Linked DNA regions of Mus musculus: region 2 is linked to region 1. A link is a contact called in ENCODE POLR2A ChIA-PET data. All regions are on one chromosome and are shown on one strand. The core of a region is the stretch at or near the end of the contact, and the rest is flanking DNA. Distances in the headings are between cores, read along the strand shown.

Region 1 (4,702 bases), core at 249-2,748:
CTCTGAGTGATGAGCTCAGAGAAATATGAGGCAGGGTCTTGTCAGACTTCAAGGACAGACTTTGAGCAGGCAGATCACAGGACATCCTGGGAACAGAGCCTGAGATGCAGCTTTGGCTAAAAGCCCTGACTTCTCACTTGGGCCTATGCTGTCTGTCTTGGCTGGAGTCATCTCTGGATCTGATTCCTGCTCAACTCCACAGGTAAACATGCGACTCATTTAAGGAGCATCTGTCTGAAAGTTAGTTACACAAGGTTGATTGGTACTAAGTTTACTGGCCCTCTCTTGGCCCACTTCAAGGCCGAAGACACCAAGAAAAGCCTAGGATATTTTCCAAATGCCAAGAACACTGAGGCTTGAAGGCAATCACCCCAGAAAGCAATCATCTCTTCTGAAACCAAAATGTTCCCTCAAACCATGGGAGTCTCCCCAAAGCCAGCAGGACCTCACAGAGCCAGATCTGATCTTAGGGCTCTGGTACTATAAGCAGGTATGTTTAGAAAACAGACTCCTAGGCCAGGTAACTTGGGAGATGAACACAGTTCAGTCAAGTGGAAGAGGTAACATAACATGGCCTTTCCCTGTGGTGGGAAGAGGGGAGCTGGACAACCAAAAGCCACAGAAGCCTGGGGCTAAGGAAGGGCTGCGTGCACAATACCAGGAAGAGGGGAATAGATGCAACTGAACGGAACATTGTCCAGAATGTGCTCAAAACAGGTATGATTGAAGCCTCCATGCCCTCAAATCCAAGAATGGTGATCGCTTGCTTTTAAGTCTAAATGGCAGACACTGAGATGGCTCATGGATTTGGGGGGGGGGGGGGGCTACTACGGACATGACCCCAAATGAGAAGAACCAATAGGGCTGAAGACAGTGCAGAAGTCAACCAACGGAGCAACAGCTTTCTCTTTCTGTCTCTTTCTACCCAGATTTGTCCTCTGTGAGCAGAATCAGGTTCCACACACTTTATTTGGACCTCATCTAGAGAAAGCATACAGGATCCCAGCTACCTTGCTCCTAGAGAGTGAGGCCAGTCAGTAGCTTCGAATGTGTGCGGCCCCTTGCTTACACTTTACAATAATACCTAATAATAATAATAACCACAGGCTATAGCAGATACCAGGAAACATACCGCCAATAAGCAGGCACCTGTGAGGTAGAAACTACTAACACAGGGTACTGTTCCTTTGCAAAGCACTCTACAGTTTGCCAGTGTCTTCATGTATGCGGCTTCACCAACAGACCACAGCTCCATGAAGCAGAGGGGCCAGGATAACTACCCCTACTATTGACTAAAGAGAAGAGGCCCCCTAGATGGTCCATGACTCCCCCAAGGTCACACAGCTGGTAAGAGGGGAGGCAGGGCTGGTACGATTGAGTCTTTGTCTCTAAATCCTTGGCAATCTCTACACTGCCCCTCCCGCCCCAGGGGAAATGAGTCTCGAGAACTTTGCTTTCTCTTAACTGGCACGCCTGAATCCATTAGCTAGACGAGAAGCTGAAACCCTGTAACAGAGTACACAGGGGAGACGGAGAGCAGGGTGGTGCTGAGCCCCTCCCCCACGTCCAGAATGGAGCCTCCACCACCAGCAATTACTATGTTTTCTGGAGACCATTGCTCTAATTTTAGAGGCCCTGCCTGGCAAACCTTTGTTTCTCCTGAGTCTTTGTTTTCATGCCTCTCACGTCTCTCAAATTATTTCATAATCTGTTACAATGTTTTGTCATCCAAGGGAGTCGCTGTGAAAATGATTGTTCAGATTATAAACCAAGGTCTGTGACCTCACTGGGGCAGAGGCAGCAAAAGATCCATCCCCAAGCTGGGTTTCACAGACCTTGGTCACAATGGGAGAGACCCAGTGACCTGGCTGTGAGCCTTCTCTTTCTTAGATTTGCTCCTCTGGACAACCTCAGCCACTGACTCTGTCAACTTCTCAAACTTTCTGATTGTCTGTGCGCAGGTGCAGGAGTCTGCCAGACCCAACCATGATGATCCAAGGACCGTGTTCTGGGCCAAGGGACCAAATCCCAGGAAAACACACATCCATGTGCACACATGCATGCCGATGCTCTCCACTACACTCTCCTTGTCTGCTAGCCCCATCAGCATCTTGCCAATGCTCTCCGCTACACCTTCCTTGTCTTCTAGCTTCATCCACACTACAGCTTAGAACCTGGCTGCCATAGATAGGTTTGTTTCCACATCCTCCTAAAAAGTATCTTTTGAATTCCTGTGACCTTGGCAGAGTCCTCCACTTAGGCCACTACTGCTACTTGGAGTAGCAATTCCCGATTCCCGGTTGTTCAGGCCTGTCCCATGCAAAGTGCCCTTGACCCACACCCACCATGTGCCTATAGTGCACTTGGTCACCAAGGCAACCAGAAATACCCTTCTGTGTTTCTAGATATTCCTTCCAAGGGGTGCTGACCCCTATCAAAGTCTGCCCATCAGATACAGATGCACCTGTGCTCTCTCTCTCTCTCTCTCTCTCTCTCTCTCTCTCTCTCTCTCTCTCTCTCTGTCACACGCATGCACACACACACATGACCTTACAGTCTTGAAGTCATTCAACTGCCACCAACCACCCCCTCTCCAGAACCCTGCCAGTTTTTATGGAAGTAGTTCTGTAAACTAGATGCTAGATATGTCGTTTCCTCATGCAGAGTCTGTCTCCATAGAAACAACAAACAAACAACACCAATGCAATACCAAATAAAACCAGAGGCTGCCTGTGCTGTGACACCTACACAACCAGGTCAGGAGTCTGGGGTCCTGTGTTGGAGCCCCACTTTGGAATGCAATCCTAGTTGAGACCCTGCACGTCCATGCTTCTTTTTCAAATCTGTTACGGGAAACCTTGATCTTAAAGTGTCCTTTCAGTTTAAATAGTCCATGCACTGGCAACAGAGGGGAAGGACTAATTCTATCTAGGTTTCACAGAGGCCCCAAGAACTGATCTGCAGACTTCCGTAAGCAAAGATGCCTGGGTATGAATGACTGGAATATAAGCAGGCCATACTCCATGAACATACTCTGAGGCTTGAGCTAACTGTTTCTTTTAAGATGGGTCTTAAATGCTGGCTACCATATTCAACATACCATGCCACAGAGCTGTGATTAAGGGCACACGGCACTGCACCTAGCTTGGGACCTAACGTTTGAGTGGCATCAGAAGAAGGAGGTGGCCTAGAGACTGAGTCCACCCTAGTGACTGTATAAGGGGCCAGCTGCCGGATTATATCCTGCTCCAAGTCTCCTTAGAGAAAAACGCCCAGGACAGGGCTGGGCCTGTGAAGAAGAGACCCATGAAAATCCTTCCACGCGCTGGCCAGCACAGCCAGCCAGCCCTAGTCTCCCTTCCACATTCAAACTGTCAGCCCAAAAGCATAAGTTGGGACTCACCACTAAAATCTACATGTAGATCTGAATGGATGTAAACCAGCCAAAGTCATTGCTCCATATAAAAGAAAGTGTGGCCCCTTTTTAAATGTGGCCACTCTACAGGGTATCAGAGAAATGGATCGGGAGCTCTCTCTGCCTCATAAGAGAACTGTGCTTTCCTCTGGGATAAAACAAATAGGAGTCTGCCCTGGGACCCCTCATTGAACGGACTGTTCAATGGGGACCTGGGGTGATCACAGGGCACATGTAAACCCATTCAGCAAGCCCTTTCCTCTCCCCTCCGGTGTTTCTATTTCTACCAGCTACCACAAATGTCTCTCTCCATTTGACACCATAAGACAACCGTGTATCGAGTCGCCACTTTTTAAGAAAAGACCAACGCGGGACTTAAGAAAACAGCAGGTATATAGAGGCGTGTTCCTAGGCAATCACAGCACGTCTGAAGCTGCCTGTGCACAACACCCAAAGTAAGAGAACCCGGTGGCAGCCTAGCTGAGCCAAAGGACGCCTAGAGGGAAGCTCGGCTGGGTCACGTGCCGCCCTGGAGCCCAGAAGTGCGCTCGGCCCCGCTGACGTAACTGTTCGAGAATTTAAAAGTCTCAAACTCGGAGGAAATCCTGTGCAGATCTTTAAGACTCATCCACACTCATCAACATGACCGCCAAAGATGCCCCCCCCCAAGAGACCCCCCCCCCCCGGCATAACCAACACGACTAGGAAAAAGAGCCCAGTAGAGATGGCAAGAGGCAGCCTCTGGTCAGGGATAACCCCCTCCCCCGGAAACCTGGAGGACCCCAACACTCCGCCCACAGGCGCTGACTCCTGGTGGCCCACTTGGGGGAACCAGCCTCCAGACAGACGCTTGGGTCCCGCCAGTTCCCTGACAGATACACGCCGCTGCCAGCAGGGAACACAAAAATGTACTTTGCTACTTTCAGAGCCGACACAAGTCCCTCTTAGGAAAGCTGAAAGGAGCTTCGCAGCCCCTTCTAGCACGGCTTTGTCTGGCGGCCAAGGTCTTGGGGTCCTGTGTCTCCTCCCTGACCCCACGTGCGCCCGCAGTCACCACTGCGCACTTACCCGGGATGATCAGGGCTGGCCCTCAACGTAGCCGCCTTTCTCCCGGGACACAACCACCAGAGTCCCCCGGACAGGATGAGTCCTCTGAGCCTGGCGCAGTCCCTACGCGGGAGGACCCAGGAAAAGCAAACTTTCCCGGGGCAACGGCGCGGGGCGGGCGCGGGCTCCCCGAAGGGCTCGGGAAAAGTTGCAGCACAAAAGGCCAATGACTGGGAGAGC
Region 2 (4,782 bases), core at 1,187-3,686, 72 kb after region 1:
TAGCTTCTCCAGTGATCGACTTCCAGTCCCAGAGAGCTCTATGGATGCTTCTCAGATGCAGGAAACTGATCATTCATTGTGTACTGGTGGGAAGGTAAGAAGGTAAGAAGGCACAGAGACTGAGAAACACCATGACTGGGACAAATCTTTATGAAATAAACATGCAATCGTATGAGCCAGACATTGAACACTTGGGTATCTATCTCAGAGAAGTGAAAATGAACACACACACTCACACTCATACACTCACACTCACACTCACACATACACACACACACACTCACACTCATATACACTCTCTCACACACATACTCACATTCACAATACTTACACTCACACACACACTTACCTACATATACTCATACATACACTCACTCACACACTCACACTTACACACACATACACACACACACACACACACACACACACACACCCACACATACACATACAAGTGCATGCCTGAACACAAATGCACATGGCAACTTCATGTGAAATAGCCAAAAACTAGAAACAAAACAAATATGCTTTAGGGAGAGGGGACAACCTGAGAACTGGATTGCCATCTTTGTGGCATGGAATACAACTTCATAGTGGCAGAAAACAATACACAATAGCTTGTGTGTGTGTTGCGAGAGCATTCTGCCCGCGGGGGGGGGGGGGGGGGAAACCAGATCTGCCAGTTCTAAAAGATAACACAGCGTCCGACCCTCTATCTATAATATTCTTGAGATGGTAAAGTGTAGAATACTATCAGTTGCCAGAGTGGGTGTGGCTATAAAGGGCAGCAAGAAAAGTCTGGCAATGGACAGCCTCCTCGGGCTTGGCCATCTCAGTATCTGTCTCCACGGTGAAACTGGAGAATAACTTTGCAAGATGTCACCCTCGAGGCTCTCTCTTTGTATTTTTTAAAAACTATACATAAACTTGCCACCATCTTAAATTAAAAGGCTAAAATAAATAAACAAAGAGCCACCAAGACAGTTCAGTGGGCAAAGGCCCCTGCTGACTAGTTTGGTGGCCTCTGTGTTTGGTCCCCAGGACCCACGCGGTAGGATAGAACTGACGGCTGTAAGCTGTCCCTTGGCCTCCACCCAGACAATAAATAAAGTGCATGCCAAAAACCATTAAAGACTTGGTAGAAAATTACAGGCTTCTGACTTCTTTAGAACAAATAGGAAAATCTTACTGTACTGGGCCACTTTTGCCTAGGACCACAATCTGATGGAGTCGGGTGATAGCTGCATTCATTAGGCTAGAACCCACCTATTTGCCACAGTCCTTACCTCTCCCTATTGTCTCATACCCACTGTTAATTGCTTCTGGCCTGACACCCAAAATTGCTGGATTTTGCCACTTTATTTTTTTTTTTCTTTTTGAATTAATATTTTCCTGCCTGAGGAAAAAAAATCTTCCCAAATTGATTGGAAAGAAGAAGTGAGAATGCATTTTTTTTAAGTGTGCCTGTGTGTATGTGTGTGTGCATGCGTGTGTGGGCTCACTTGTGTGTAGGACACTCTTAATGCTGGATGTCATTCCTCAGTACTGTCCACCTTGTTCTTTGAGACAGGGTCTCTCACTGAAGCTAAAACTTCCCCTGGGTGCTCCTGTCTCCACCTCGCCAGTGCTGGGATTAAAAGTGCTTCCCTCTGTACCTGGCTTCTGTACAATTGTATGTAGGTTCTGTAGGACTGAGTTCTGGCCCACACACTCAGGGAGCACACACTTCAACTAAGGTATTCCCTAGCTGCAGGCTGCTTCTTAAATCTAACTTCTGCAATCAAAGAGGCCCATACCATTAATCCAAAAATGTCACGGCCTGTGAGACAACAGGAAAGTGTCGTCCCCCCCCCGCCCCCCATGGCACTAAGCTAATATCCTCAAACTTAAAGTAAATACTGGCAAAGCTTGGATGTGTATTATTAACCTAGACTTACATGAAGGAAGTGAAAAGTCCACTTCAACTGTGAAAAACTTGTCTGAAACAACTATTTGCATTAAATCAGCTCTGCATTCACACATTTGCAAATCATTTCAATCTCTGCCTCATCTGTGGAAGTTGCTGAGTAGGTAAAATCTGGAGGGAATGTGCTCGTTTCTCATTATAGCAGTTTTAAAAGCACAGGATACAAGGGAGTGCTCAGGACTCACAAAGCAGGGCTGCTGAGGTACTAAAGGAATTCTGAAAATGTAAGGAAGGAATGGCCCCACAGGTACAAGTATGTCACATGGGTCCAGGCCGAGGACTTGTCCTCCCTTGCCTCTCGCTCGCTCGCTCGATCGATCGATCGAGATGAGATGTTGGGGGGCTAGTGTGAGACCTGCACAGCAGGAGGTGGGAGAGAGTTTCCTGAACCCACCTGGTGGTCCGAGGTGCTGTTCTCGTTGCCCATGGTGACTCAGGGTGCCCAGCGTCCCTCGCAATGTTGGTCAGAGTGACTAGAAAAAACGAAAGGGCATAAACACCTGGAAAGGGGAAGGAGAGCCGAGGTTTTCTCTTCTGCTCATCTCCCCAAACTCAGAGGCAGACAGCGAATGTTTATCTCTTCAGCCACATCATGGAAAATCACTTTGGAAGGGCTTTCTTTTGCAACATGCCATCCAGACATCTTTCCCAATACGGGCTGGTGTTTTCACTCCCCGCCCAGGGTTGGCTGCAGCTTCTGAAAGGCAAGTTTGTTCCTGAAGCTGAGTTAGCGCCAGCGTGCACACATATGCACATACACAAACGAATGACAACTCCCTCCACCCCAACCGCAAATGCCAAGTAGCCTGGGGTACAGCGCTCCCAGGAGGGTTTTCTGTTTCCAACTATACTCAGTTAGGAAACTCAGTGCGGCTGCTTTCTCTTTCTCGCTGCTGGTGAGAGTGCAGCCTGCTGTCAAACATTAGGAGGTGTGAACCTACTACTCTCCAACAACGTGGTTTTCTCATTCTTCCCTCTGAACACTTGTCTCATCGACTTACCTTCACTTCTGTGTATGTGGGCTCCTTGCTGATGGAAATGACGATCTGGGAGCCAGGCTAGGAACAAGTTCCCATATGAAGCTGCCGAGGGGCATTCAGTGACATATTAACAATCCTCCTAACTTAAATGTGCCCTAACAATTATCAGAGAGGCACTACCCCTTGCCTGACATCACTTGCTAGATTTCAGGGATCGACCTGGCATGCTCACTTTCTTTCTTTATGGAGAAACCAAACCATAGAAACTTTAAACGATCCTAATTTAAAGCTGGTGCCTTAGAGAACACCAGATACACACAGTGGGAAGGACCAGAGTTCAAGGCCCAGAACCCATATAAAAAGTCTGCTGGGGTTGCATGCGGTTGTGATCTCAGCAATCCTATAGTAAGAGGTAGAGGACTGGAAGGAAGCTGGCAGGCTAGCTAGCCTGGAGTGGGAGCCCCAAACAAGAGGGTCCTTCTTAGCCTTGATAGTAAGTAGTGAAGAGGATTCTTGAACGCTGTCCTCTCATTCCTGGGAATGAGCTATAGCAGGAGTATATCTCCAGGTGTGTGTGTGTGTGTGTGTGTGTGTGTGTGTGTCCCCACACACAAAAAAACAAATAGAAACTAATAAATTAAAAAAAAAAAACCTGTTGGCTTGCTTAGTCATTCAACTAACTTGGAGTAACCAGTACAGACTATGCATACCGAACAATCATTGACCAATAGAATATAAGTATTGTGAGCAGACCCAATTACAATGTGTCTGGGGACCAGTGGTGTGGCTCAGTGAAAGAGCCCTTGCCTAGAATACTCAAGGCCTTGGTTGGATCCCCGGTACTGCGAAAATGAAACTCTTCAAAATGTATGACATGGCACTAATGTCAGTCAGCCTCATGCTCAAGTCTCTTGCTCCTAACTCTTAAATGAAGAGAATCCGGCTCGTTATCAGGACCTGAAAGCACACTCATTATACTGAAATCAAGATCCTGATTAACATGTTCATATCTCACTTAAATTATACTGAAATCATTATCAGTATGTGAAATCAATAATTTCAGATAGCTTGCTTTGAATACTCACTGTATATATGTATACACACACATATATCATACTAAGCTGTAGAATGATAAAAAATCATTTATTTTAAACTGATCTGTTCAGTTCAATTTTTATTTTCATTTTGAAGATGGCTCCTTATAAGTAAATAATGCTGCTAGAATCATTATTCCCTAATCAACTATTAACTTATTTATATATACTAGGCTAAAACATATGACATTAAATTTCATACGGTCCATTGTAATATTAAACTTTTCCTTTTTAGCTCTTTTGAGACAGGGTTTCTCTACATAGCCCTGACTGTCCTAGAACTCCTATGTAGACCAGGCTGGCCTTGAACTTGCCTCTGCCTCTCAAATGCTGGAATTGAAGGTATGTATCACAACACCAAGATGAAATATTAATTTTTGATACTCATTTACTAAATAAACTTAGTAATTTTGTTTAAAAACCATAAAAACTTGTTTTGTTTTGTTTTTTACATACCCTCAAATTTACTGTGTTGCTAAGGATAGCCCAATCCTTCTGCCCCCACCTCCTAAGTGCTAAACTGGCTTTTAAAACAAACCAAAGCAAATGGCAAATCTCCTACTGGCATAGTATGACTGAGGCAGCAAAGAGAAGGCTGTAGCCGCACATTGGAACCCTCCTCTGGGGACTTCAGAACTGGCTTCTTTCAGCTGTCCCGGGCCAAAAAGGCAGGCTCCCCCTACCTGTTCCCACTTACCTGCAGGGATAGTCTGCACTTTGAAGGCCCACGGAAAGTTTGCTTTTG

The links. ChIA-PET counts read pairs that join two places held with the same protein, here RNA polymerase II (POLR2A).
Region 2: POLR2A ChIA-PET joins it to region 1 with 28 read pairs in embryonic stem cell. The contact joins the promoter of Tacc2 here to the enhancer-like site in region 1. POLR2A ChIA-PET finds 5 or more read pairs at or near these places in 3 of 5 experiments (Patski and embryonic stem cell).

Annotation. Positions count from the first base shown.
Region 1 is chr7:130,646,212-130,650,913 of GRCm38, reverse strand. All of the region lies in intron 3 of Tacc2 (transforming, acidic coiled-coil containing protein 2), which reads right to left. Among named protein-coding and RNA genes, the nearest start is that of Gm39098, 2.6 kb to the right of the region's middle. Within about 2 kb of position 1,498, at least 1 of the 3 ENCODE cell types and tissues checked has a DNase peak (open chromatin) inside an H3K27ac peak, as active enhancers do.
Region 2 is chr7:130,575,092-130,579,873 of GRCm38, reverse strand. Tacc2 (transforming, acidic coiled-coil containing protein 2) reads right to left here and starts at 2,436. Exons shown (of 22, transcript NM_001004468.3): 1 at 2,358-2,436. The coding sequence starts at 2,390.